2 separate regions of the Homo sapiens genome follow, and region 2 is linked to region 1. A link is a contact called in ENCODE POLR2A ChIA-PET data. All regions are on one chromosome and are shown on one strand. The core of a region is the stretch at or near the end of the contact, and the rest is flanking DNA. Distances in the headings are between cores, read along the strand shown.

Region 1 (5,202 bases), core at 1,650-4,149:
ACACACCACCACGCTCCTTAGAGGAGGAAGCAGCCTGCACGATCAGCTCTGACACGGAAGGGCCAGCGGGTTTTTTCTTGGAGGCTGCTGCAGCCTTAGCAGGTTTCTTTGCCTTCTTGCCAGCTAAAGGTTTCTCAGGAGCAGCAGAAGCGGCGGGGGCGGGAGGCACTGTTTCAGACATGGTGACTAACACAGCACACCAAATAAAGTGGTATAAACCTGACGAAGCAGGATGCGAAAAAAAGGCCCCAACGCAGCCTATTTATAGGGTGGGACTGCGCCGTGATTGGTGCCCGTCAGTGCCCGCCCCTCGCGCCCTAGCGCCCCCTGCGCGCTGCCGAGGGTTTCGCCCAGTCTCAGAAGGCAGCTGGGGGCCTCTAGGGCCTATGGTCCTGCTCCCCTCAACGCAAGCAAACACACAGAAAAAGCCGCTCTGGTTGCCTCATTGTGAAGGAAATTGTAGGCAGACTGCCGCCCAGTAACATCAGAGGGTACCGCTTCTCTCTCAAAAAGCAGCTCTTTTTTAGGGAGTAGGTTGAGAGGGGGCGGTTTACAAATGCAGTGCCACAAGCATCCGAGGAGTTTTATTAGAAATTTTTAGAGGTCCGTTGCCAGAGATGTTAGTTTTTAATTTGCAAGAAATGTAAAATACAGTGTTTTGAATAGTTGCGGAGGGAGAGAAAAGTGCGAGTTTTAGGCCGTGTTAGGGCCAGTTGTCATCAACTCTATTACATTTTCTGGCAATGTTTTAGAGCGATGTGTCTCGCGAATACCTTTCACGTCAAACAAGAATGAATCGTAGACAACACCAGAATTCACAAACGCTGCAATTAATACTCAAACTGCAAGTGTGGAAACGTTTCTGCACTTGCAACTTATTTCCACAGTCCAATGTGGGATGCACTTCAGGAATTTCCAATGCCCTTTTCATCCATACAACATGCCCCAAATTGGTATTAAGGTTTACAACCTGTGTTCCATGTCAGCACACGCAATCAGCGCACCATGACATGGTCAACTCATTCTTTTATTCAACAAATATTTATGGGCCTCACAAGCCTGCGAAAGGCGTTAAATGCTGGGTCCACGAAACCGGTTCCCTGACAGGCATTCTGCTGGGGAGTTAAGTCCACTTAGTGTGAAAGCAAACACGGGTGATAAATGCAAGCACACCCTGGGGATAAGATTTTATGGTAACAACCCTTTAACTTGTTTGTGGCTGTTAAGTGCATTTCAAAGTATCAATAAGCTAAAACGATCTCACATTGCCAATCAGAGACTCAGCTAATGGGAGAATAAAAAACTATTAAATCGACATCCACTTCTACAATCCTATTCTGGATAACCCCCTAGCACAGCACAGCAGAGAGTGAGGTAATGCGGTCTTATTTCCGCTCCTGCTGTGGTAGTTTTCAAATAAGTCCGAACCATGCTAAGTAACCTGAGCTTTTCCCCTTTTTGTTCAAACAACGTGCCAACCAAATAATGGAGTGGTCCCAGATAAGTATTGTACCCATCTTCTGCACCAGTGCTTCCTACGTCCCATTTTATTGAGAAGGCATGCATTCAAATATTTCACGTAATTTCTAAAAATTTGGAAAATAACGGTTGGAAACTCTACATCTTGGTTTGACGGCTAGTCAGTTATGAAACACAGGTATACAAAATTGGAAGATTTTTGTAAGTAAACCCTTTGTGAAAGATATAAACCTTTCTTAGTGTAATAAGCGAGGTATCTGAAAAAACGCAACTTTTGAAAAGGAAATACTCCTAATTATCTGATTCAGGAGTTTCCACTTTAAATAATGGGTTCTGCCTCCCTTTTTTCTATTGGGTTAAACTGGTTTCAAATAAAATGGGAACGCTCCATGCAAATGAAGGATGATAGATCTGCTTTCTAAATGGCTGTTCAAGAAAATAGCCTAAACCAATCAAAAGATAGAATGTGGCCTGTCTCTTGTGAATTTAAAAAGGTCACAATCCACTTTTCAGTGTTTTGAGATTTTCAAAATGATTGCATTAGCTCTTGGCAATGCTAAATTATGTTCCTTGCGAACCACTATCCAGTTTCTCTTGGGCCAAGTCCACCTCCTGCTCCGCAAGAGGAACAACTCCCAGCTGGTGGTACCTGGCGGCAGTGCTGGAGAAACGCCATTTTGTGACTGGCAGAGTACACCTAGGCTTTAGAAAACAAAAGCTGCAGAACGCTGCAAGTTTAGGATTCAAAGAGCATAATCAAGAGAAAGACGTCTCATAGAAAATGTTTCTGAGTAATAGTGTAATCCTACTATGTTTGAGATGCTTTGTAGATTTCAATAACACTCCTAAGTCAATTAAAGCATTACAAAGGAATCCAATTCTTGTGAAAGGTTTCAGAAATTCCCGTAAAGGGTACATTTCCGGAGAGGAGGTGAGCAGTATTCCCTCTTTTTTTTTTTTTTTTTTTTTTTCCTAAAGAGCTGAAGGTTATACGGAATTGGGGAATTATAATACCTTTGGAATCAATGCCTTGTTTTATGGAAAATAAACACAGCCTTCAGGTTATGAAAACCAGATGTAGAAGAGGACAAGTTTAAAAAATTAAAGTCCAAGCCGGCGCAGTGGGGCTCCCCTGTAATCCCAGCTACTCTGGATGCTGAGGCGGGAAGATCCTTTGAGCCCAAGTTTAAGACCAGCTTGGGGAACAAAGCAAAAGTAAAATAAAATAATAGTAGTAATAAAATACCACTTAAATAATCATCTGTAGAGTTGGAATAGAATATAGTAGCCGGTGAAACTGCACGATTGTTGCTGGCTTAAAGATAGACCAATCAGAGTGTGTAACGTCATATTTAGCGTCTTCTATCATCCAATCACTGCACTTTACACACTATAAATAGAGCAGCTCATGGGCGTATTTGCGCTAGTGTTGGGTGTTCCGCTGTGCTGTTTTTCCGTCATGGCTCGCACTAAGCAAACTGCTCGGAAGTCTACTGGTGGCAAGGCGCCACGCAAACAGTTGGCCACTAAGGCAGCCCGCAAAAGCGCTCCGGCCACCGGCGGCGTGAAAAAGCCCCACCGCTACCGGCCGGGCACCGTGGCTCTGCGCGAGATCCGCCGTTATCAGAAGTCCACTGAACTGCTTATTCGTAAACTACCTTTCCAGCGCCTGGTGCGCGAGATTGCGCAGGACTTTAAAACAGACCTGCGTTTCCAGAGCTCCGCTGTGATGGCTCTGCAGGAGGCGTGCGAGGCCTACTTGGTAGGGCTATTTGAGGACACTAACCTGTGCGCCATCCACGCCAAGCGCGTCACTATCATGCCCAAGGACATCCAGCTCGCCCGCCGCATCCGCGGAGAGAGGGCGTGATTACTGTGGTCTCTCTGACGGTCCAAGCAAAGGCTCTTTTCAGAGCCACCACCTTTTCAAGTAAAGTAGCTGTAAGAAACCAATTTAAGACAAAAGGGAATGCATTGGGAGCACTTTTCGTTTTAATGCTACTGAAGGCTTCAAAACCAATCGATTTCGGCCGGTCGCGGTGACTCACGCCTGTAATTCAAGCACTTTGAGAGGCTGAGGCGGGCGGATTACCAGAAATCAGGAGTTCGGGATCAGCCTGGCCAACATGGCCGAATCCCGTCTCTACGAAAAATACAAAAACACGCCGGGCGCGACGGCGAGCGCTTGTAATCCCAGCTACACTCTGAAGGCTGAGGCAGGAGAAACACTTGAACCTGAGAGGCAGAGGTTTCAGTGAATCGAGATGGCTCTAATGTACTCCAGTCTGGGCGACAGAGAGATTCGGTTAAAAAAAAAGTTCGACTTAAAATAATTCTGGAGTCAGAATGGGTTTACATTTAATTCTTAACCCAGTTCCTCAAAGCCTGTAGCTCTGTTAAGAAAATAAAGGCCATTGGTCAAGCCTGCTTGGTCCCACCCTCATCTCCCCACCCTCCCCCAATCGCTGCTCCCGCCATTTCCTGGGGCTTGGAGGAGGGGTTAAAGGAGCGGACTGTAGGCGTCACATTTCCCGCCTGCGCGCTTTTCAGTCTCAGTGTCCGCTGGAGGTGGGGGCAGGGGTAACGTAGATATATAAAGATCGGTTTCCTATTCTCTCACTTGCTCTTGGTTCACTTCTTGGGAAGTCATGTCTGGACGTGGTAAGGGCGGGAAGGGTTTGGGTAAGGGGGGTGCCAAGCGCCACCGCAAGGTGTTGCGTGACAACATCCAGGGCATCACCAAGCCGGCCATCCGGCGTCTGGCCCGGCGTGGCGGTGTGAAGCGGATCTCTGGTCTGATCTACGAGGAGACTCGCGGGGTGCTCAAGGTGTTTTTGGAGAACGTGATCCGTGACGCTGTCACCTATACGGAGCACGCCAAGCGCAAGACAGTCACTGCCATGGACGTGGTCTACGCGCTTAAGCGCCAGGGACGCACCCTTTATGGCTTTGGCGGTTAAGGTTGCTGATTTCTCCACAGCTTGCATTTCTGAACCAAAGGCCCTTTTCAGGGCCGCCCAACTAAACAAAAGAAGAGCTGTATCCATTAAGTCAAGAAGCTCAATGTGTAATTAAGATGAATGATACTGAGCTGACATCCTAAAAAGGAAAGATTAGGGGAACTCCAAGTTTGCCCTCCACTCACTACATATGGGTAGGGGAGCAACGATATTCCAACTCTGAAGAAAGAGTGGAAAAAAAGTAGTGTTAAAAATTTGTATTAGTTTCCAAGGGACAAAGAAGCGCTGCCCAATCAATGAGGGCCATTCGTAGCTGTCAACCAATCAGAACTGATGAGCTAATATTTCCTGAGGCAAGCCAGGGAGCCGGAGGGGAAGCTAAGAAGCTTATTGAGAAAAAACAAAAACCCTGTTTTAGGAAAAAAAAAAACCATCTTTTAGCGATTATGAAATAAAATCACAGAGACATTTAAGTATCCCTCAATCATGTACTGAGAGCAATACTAAATTTATCGCCACCAATACAGTTTTACTCTATTAAAAAGACCCTGAAAATTGAAACCCTATTCAGACTCCTGGAATACCCAGGACACTAAATTCAGGGGAGATTAAAATCTGTTTTAGAGAGAAAAGGCACCTTTTTCAGTGTTACCGCGGCCTTCAGCAGTTAACCTTTTTTTTTCCCCCTTTACGCAGAAATGGAAATTTGGGTGATAGAAATATTCCGAAATTAAATTGTGATGATGGTTGTACAACTAAGAAA
Region 2 (5,202 bases), core at 1,891-4,390, 1.4 Mb before region 1:
GTTGGCAGGCAGGATAATTCTACAATATTATTTAGAAGGAAAAATAACTAAAACTTGAACACTATTATCTTTACCTACTGGTGTCATTTAAGCAGCTCTACTTTAAAACTTAAACACCTACTGTTAAAAGACCCTGCAAAATGATGATGCCAGATGTTACTCTGGCTCAACCATTTTTATTGTTTAATACAAATAAATGAGAAAATATTTTCTTATTATTGAATTCACATGAATAGTGTCTAAAGGTACAGATTTTTAAAGACAAATAGAAAAATAACCTACACTATTCGGGTAATGGGTACACTAAAAGCCCAGACTTTGACACTACACAATATATCCACATAACAAAACTGCACTTGTACACTCTAAATCTATAAAAAAAATTTTAAAAACAAATAGAAAAATAACCTACCAATTATTCTAGGCCTACTAAAGCAAAGCTCCTTCCTTGGGGGTATTAAGCTACCAGAATATTAAATTGACATGATTTTATGATTTTGATTATTATATTTATTATTGTTGCTGTTATAAAGGTGCTGCAAGGAAAAATTTATGCATTTTATGATGATTTGATATCATAAATCAGAACAAGCTTTGGACATGTCAAAATAAATCTATTTTTTAGTACCAAATTATTTTTAAGGTATGAAAAATATTTCCTGAAAAAGAACACATCTCAAAAATAACAACACTTATTGAAGCGTTACTATTAAAACATGCCAGGCAATGAGCAAAGATCTCTTAAACATATTATTGTATTTAATTCTTACAGGAATTTCGTTAAGTAGGTCCCATTGTTATCTCTATTTTACAGGTGAGGAAACTGAGCCTTAGAGGGTTTAGAGAATTTGCCAAATGTGAGACAGCCACTAAGTGGCAGAGCCACGCCCAAACCCACACCCTCTGACCTGGCAATCTGCAGCACTCCGTTCCAGAAACGGGCATACCTGGCTCTACATACAGCAGTGCCTCAATAACATAGTTTCATTCAACGTTGGTGACAAAAAAATTCCTGGCCAGGGCCACTGTCTATGTGGAGTCTGCTCATTCTCCTCATGTCTGCGTGGGTTTTCTCTGGGCTTCGGTTTCCTTCACATCCCAAAGCTGTGCATATGTCTACATGGTCCCCGTCTGAGTGAGTGGGTGTGTCTGTGAAAGTGCACCCTGTGATGGGATAGCTTCCTGGACAGGGGAGAGGGGGGGGTTCCCACTCTGAACCAGGGAGACTCTGGCTACCCATGACCTTGAACTGTAATAATTGGGTAAATAATGATCTTGTTTTTACTAATCCTTCTTAACTGTATGTATAGATCCCATTTATTTCTATGTTTAATATTAGAAGTGTTGTGGTCTTTATTTAGAAGTTTGGTGATTTTTTTATGACCAGAAATATGCTGTAGGAACTTAACTCTTGTTTATATCAATTAGCCTGTGGTAAAATTGGTTTCCTTATACCTCGTTGTGCTTAAAGGTTCACAGTTTCCAAGAACGTATCAAGAATGTTAAGTGAGGACTTACTGTATTTATTTAAAGAGAATGCTTCCTATCTATTGGCTAGGGAAAAAAAAAAAGTCAAGAAAATTTAACAGCAACTCTATTCTTTTACATTCATACATTACCAAAGCTCTCTTTTGGCTATTTTTAATTCATAAAGATTTTGGCTGAATTATTTTCATTATTTCGAAACAAAAATTAAGTTCTTGCCTCGGCATTTTGCATTACAAATGCAAATGCATTACAAATGGTTAATACAAATAAATCAGAGTACTTAGGTAATATGTTTACATTTCCCTTTTTCAAATTACAGAGGAATTCACCTTTCTCTGTGACTCCTACGTCTATAACTGAACTGACACCTCCAGTTTTCCTCATCTGAATTAAAAATAATACTAAAAAAAGCACAAAATAAAAGTTTAGATTTGGCATAACTTTAGTAGTCTCTACAATTGTGGTCTTCTTATAATAAATTGAAGCATTTGGAAAGTGAGCATGTATTTCAGGAATAAAGAAATAAATACCAACATTTACTTCCAAAATTCTTGTGTGTGGGGGGGAACATTGTCTACAATTTATTTTTTCTGTTACTATCAAAAACATCATTCAACTTTTCAATTCAAGCAGTGGAAAAAATACTAACATTTCACCGACAAACAAAAATGTTTTGATGAACAAACCAGCAATAAAAGTGCACATGAGTATGTATATCATATTTTTCCTCCTTGTATTTAATTAACAAATGACCTTAAGATGATAACTCTCAAAATTTCAGGTTTATCCTCCCGATTAATTTGTGACATTCCTTGGAGGGAATTCAAAGGGAAGAAGAGAAAGATTTTAAGCTTCAGGTTATGGTAAGGAACAGAGACAAAATGCATTTAGCAAATAATAGGAAAGATCACATAAATAGTTCTGAATGAAGTTTAAAGAAAACGATTCCTTACTTCTAAAAAAATGCAATTCGTGAGGTTGGGAAAAGACACTCAAATTTCCCCGACTCCACCCTACTAGTCAACAATCAGTGCAGCAATCAAAAAATGCCCTTTCCTGAATGCCCAGAAGAATCTTAAGAAACTCACCTTCTGAACTCAGGGCGTCTCGATTCTACTTTTGTTGGGTATTGGCCTGCCTACTGGCTGCCCTCTTTCCTATTTCTCGGCCAGGCGCTCTGGGAAGTAGATACCGTACCTGTGGTCACTGCTGGCGACACTGAAGCTCGCCCCATGCGTTGCTGCTGGCCCTGAGCATCACTCGCCGTCCCACTTGTTCCTCCTCGTCGTCATCGCAGGTCTTACACACACACACACACACACACACACACACACACACACACACACACACGTTCACACCCTCGCGCGCGCACCTGCTGTTAAGAGGTACAGCCCCACCCCAGCAAAATCCTCGCTTCCTCTTCCCCGGGACGTAGCCCCAGAGGAGCGAATCTGGACCAAGCCCAAGACAGGCTGAAGCTACTGCTGCGCTCTCACCTCCGGCAGTGACAGCGAGCGCCGCCGCCGCTCTGCGCGGGGCCAGCCAGGCCCGCCGAGGGCAGCACAGGTGGAGCAAGGTTGCACCCCCGGGGGATCCCCGCCCACCGCCCGCGGCAGCTTCTGCAGGCTCGGGGAAAGCGCGCGCCAGTGATTCAGCGCCTTTCCGCCGCCGCGGTTACCACGGCGACGCGCGCGCACGCGCACACACGCCCTCAGGGATGTGGGGCGCGGCAGCCGCCCCTGCCCAGCTCCCCTGCTCAGCTCCCCTGCTCAGCTCCCCGGTTGCGCTCTAAGTACCCGCACCGGGGCGACACACTCCCACCCCGCAGGGGACCAAGCAAAAGTCTTTCGTGAACCTGAGCGGCCTTCATACCCTACCTGCTTTCCTTCACCAAGCCCTTCCCTGTCACCGTGGCCCTAAACAGTCTGGGGGATGAACACTCCTTCCAAATAAACACCCGGGCCAGGGTGGCTCAAGGGAGCCGTGGGTGCACTGCCTGGGTCAAACACCCTTCGCGAATGTGTCCCCCAGCTTGTCCCCAGCTTGTGTCACCCCAGCTACACAAGTTCCATTCTTCCAGTGGGAGTCTCTTTGGCCCCTACTCTGTAATTATCTTTCTATTTTGAGCAGGTGCTTTCTGACTGAGACTGGGAACCTGTGCTAGGAGGGGCTCCCATCACCTCCAGGCCTTGCAGGTTAACTGGATGCCCAGTATAGTTTGACATTTGCATCTTGAGGAACGTGATAATCTAAACCACAGAAAACTTGGGTGGAAGACTCTTGCATTTTTACTGTTTTAATAAAGATGCGAAAGCATCTAGGGATAATATCATGAGCAGAAAAGGTAGCCAGGGCATTCCTCGCACATCTCATTACTAGGAGGTATAAGTGCAGTGCTTAGGGCTGAGTCACACACTGTTGATGAATAAGCTTCTTGGCTACTCGTATTTACCGAAGAGCCTCAGACAAGTTACCTAATCTAGATAAACCTGTTTCCTCAATTATAAAATGAAGATAATAGCATTCATATAGGATGATTCTGGGAATCAAATAAGATAATGCACATTTAAAGAGTAAAAACCAGCTGGGTGCGGTGGCTCACGCCTGTAATCCTAGCACTTTGGCAGGCCGAGGCGGGCGGATCACGAGGTCAGGAGATCGAGACCATTCTGGCTAACACGGTGAAACCCCCGTCTCTACTAAAAATACAAAAAATTAACCGGGAGTGGTGGCCCGCGCCTGTAGTTCCAGCTACTTGAGAGGCTGAGGCAGGAGAATCGCTTGAATCCAGGAGGCGGAGGTTGCAGTGAGCCGAGATCGTGCCACTGCACTCCAGCCTGGGCGACAGAGCAAGACTCCGTCTCAAAATAAATAAATAAATAAATAAATAAATAAATAAATAAATAAATAAATAAATAAAAACTAAAGAGTAAAAACCTGTCCAGGACTCAAAGAGTGAAAATCAGCTTGGACTTGGAAAAGTTAGTACTGCCAATGATCAATGATCAGGCTGAGAGGACAAAGTCAGAAGCAAAATTAACAGGCAATGTTGTTTCCTCTGAAGTCACGCAGCAGGTACAAAACAACACAACTCCTTGTGTTCCATTTTTGAATGACTACTACTTTCTACCTTTGCTTTACTATTCCCATCCATAACTGGGGATACCCAATTGCTAAACTCCCTTCACCTCCTGACAGCACCCAATCCCTCATTAATCCCCCTTTCTCTCAATCTGCCTCAGAAACAGCAACCAACTGGATCCCAGCTCTGATTCCAAGACTCTCCCTGGAATCCTTTAATAGGAAGCCAAATCTTTACAAAAGACACTTCCTCCTTTCTGTGCTCACATGGCATTCCACAGGTACTCTTTCAATGCATCAAGCCAATGAATCTGATTTTGTCCCCAACGATCCTTGGCTGATTAGCCTTTAAAGAAACATATTTTTAGCACATACACACACACACAGGCTTAGCCCAGAATGTTTAACTATACCATCTTTTTAACTCAGAGACACTGTAATGAATATCTATTTTCATTTTTAATGAATATATCTATTTTGGTATTGTATGAAAATGTTAGTCTCCTTCTTTAGGACACAGATGTGAGGCTACTACCTTTCACTTCTTTTCAGCATTCAGTGGACATCCATTGAGCTCCTACTATATGCCAGACACTGCAAGAGGTAGTAAGGATAAAATGATGTATCCTTAGT

What was found. ChIA-PET counts read pairs that join two places held with the same protein, here RNA polymerase II (POLR2A).
Region 2: POLR2A ChIA-PET joins it to region 1 with 11 read pairs in OCI-LY7. The contact joins the promoter of KIAA0319 here to the promoter of H3C1 in region 1. POLR2A ChIA-PET finds 5 or more read pairs at or near these places in 2 of 52 experiments (OCI-LY7 and T-cell).

What each region holds. Positions count from the first base shown.
Region 1 is chr6:26,017,552-26,022,753 of GRCh38, forward strand. It overlaps H3C1 (H3 clustered histone 1), which reads left to right and starts at 2,900. Exons shown (of 1, transcript NM_003529.3): 1 at 2,900-3,407. The coding sequence starts at 2,939. The coding sequence ends at 3,349. It overlaps H4C1 (H4 clustered histone 1), which reads left to right and starts at 4,098. Exons shown (of 1, transcript NM_003538.4): 1 at 4,098-4,499. The coding sequence starts at 4,128. The coding sequence ends at 4,439. It overlaps H1-1 (H1.1 linker histone, cluster member), which reads right to left and starts at 236. Exons shown (of 1, transcript NM_005325.4): 1 at 1-236. The coding sequence starts at 181. RefSeq lists enhancers at 2,412-3,228, 3,229-4,045, 3,563-3,662, 3,693-3,742, 4,046-4,861 and 2 more.
Region 2 is chr6:24,643,051-24,648,252 of GRCh38, forward strand. KIAA0319 reads right to left here and starts at 3,141. Exons shown (of 21, transcript NM_014809.4): 1 at 2,686-3,141. RefSeq lists a silencer at 2,986-3,195.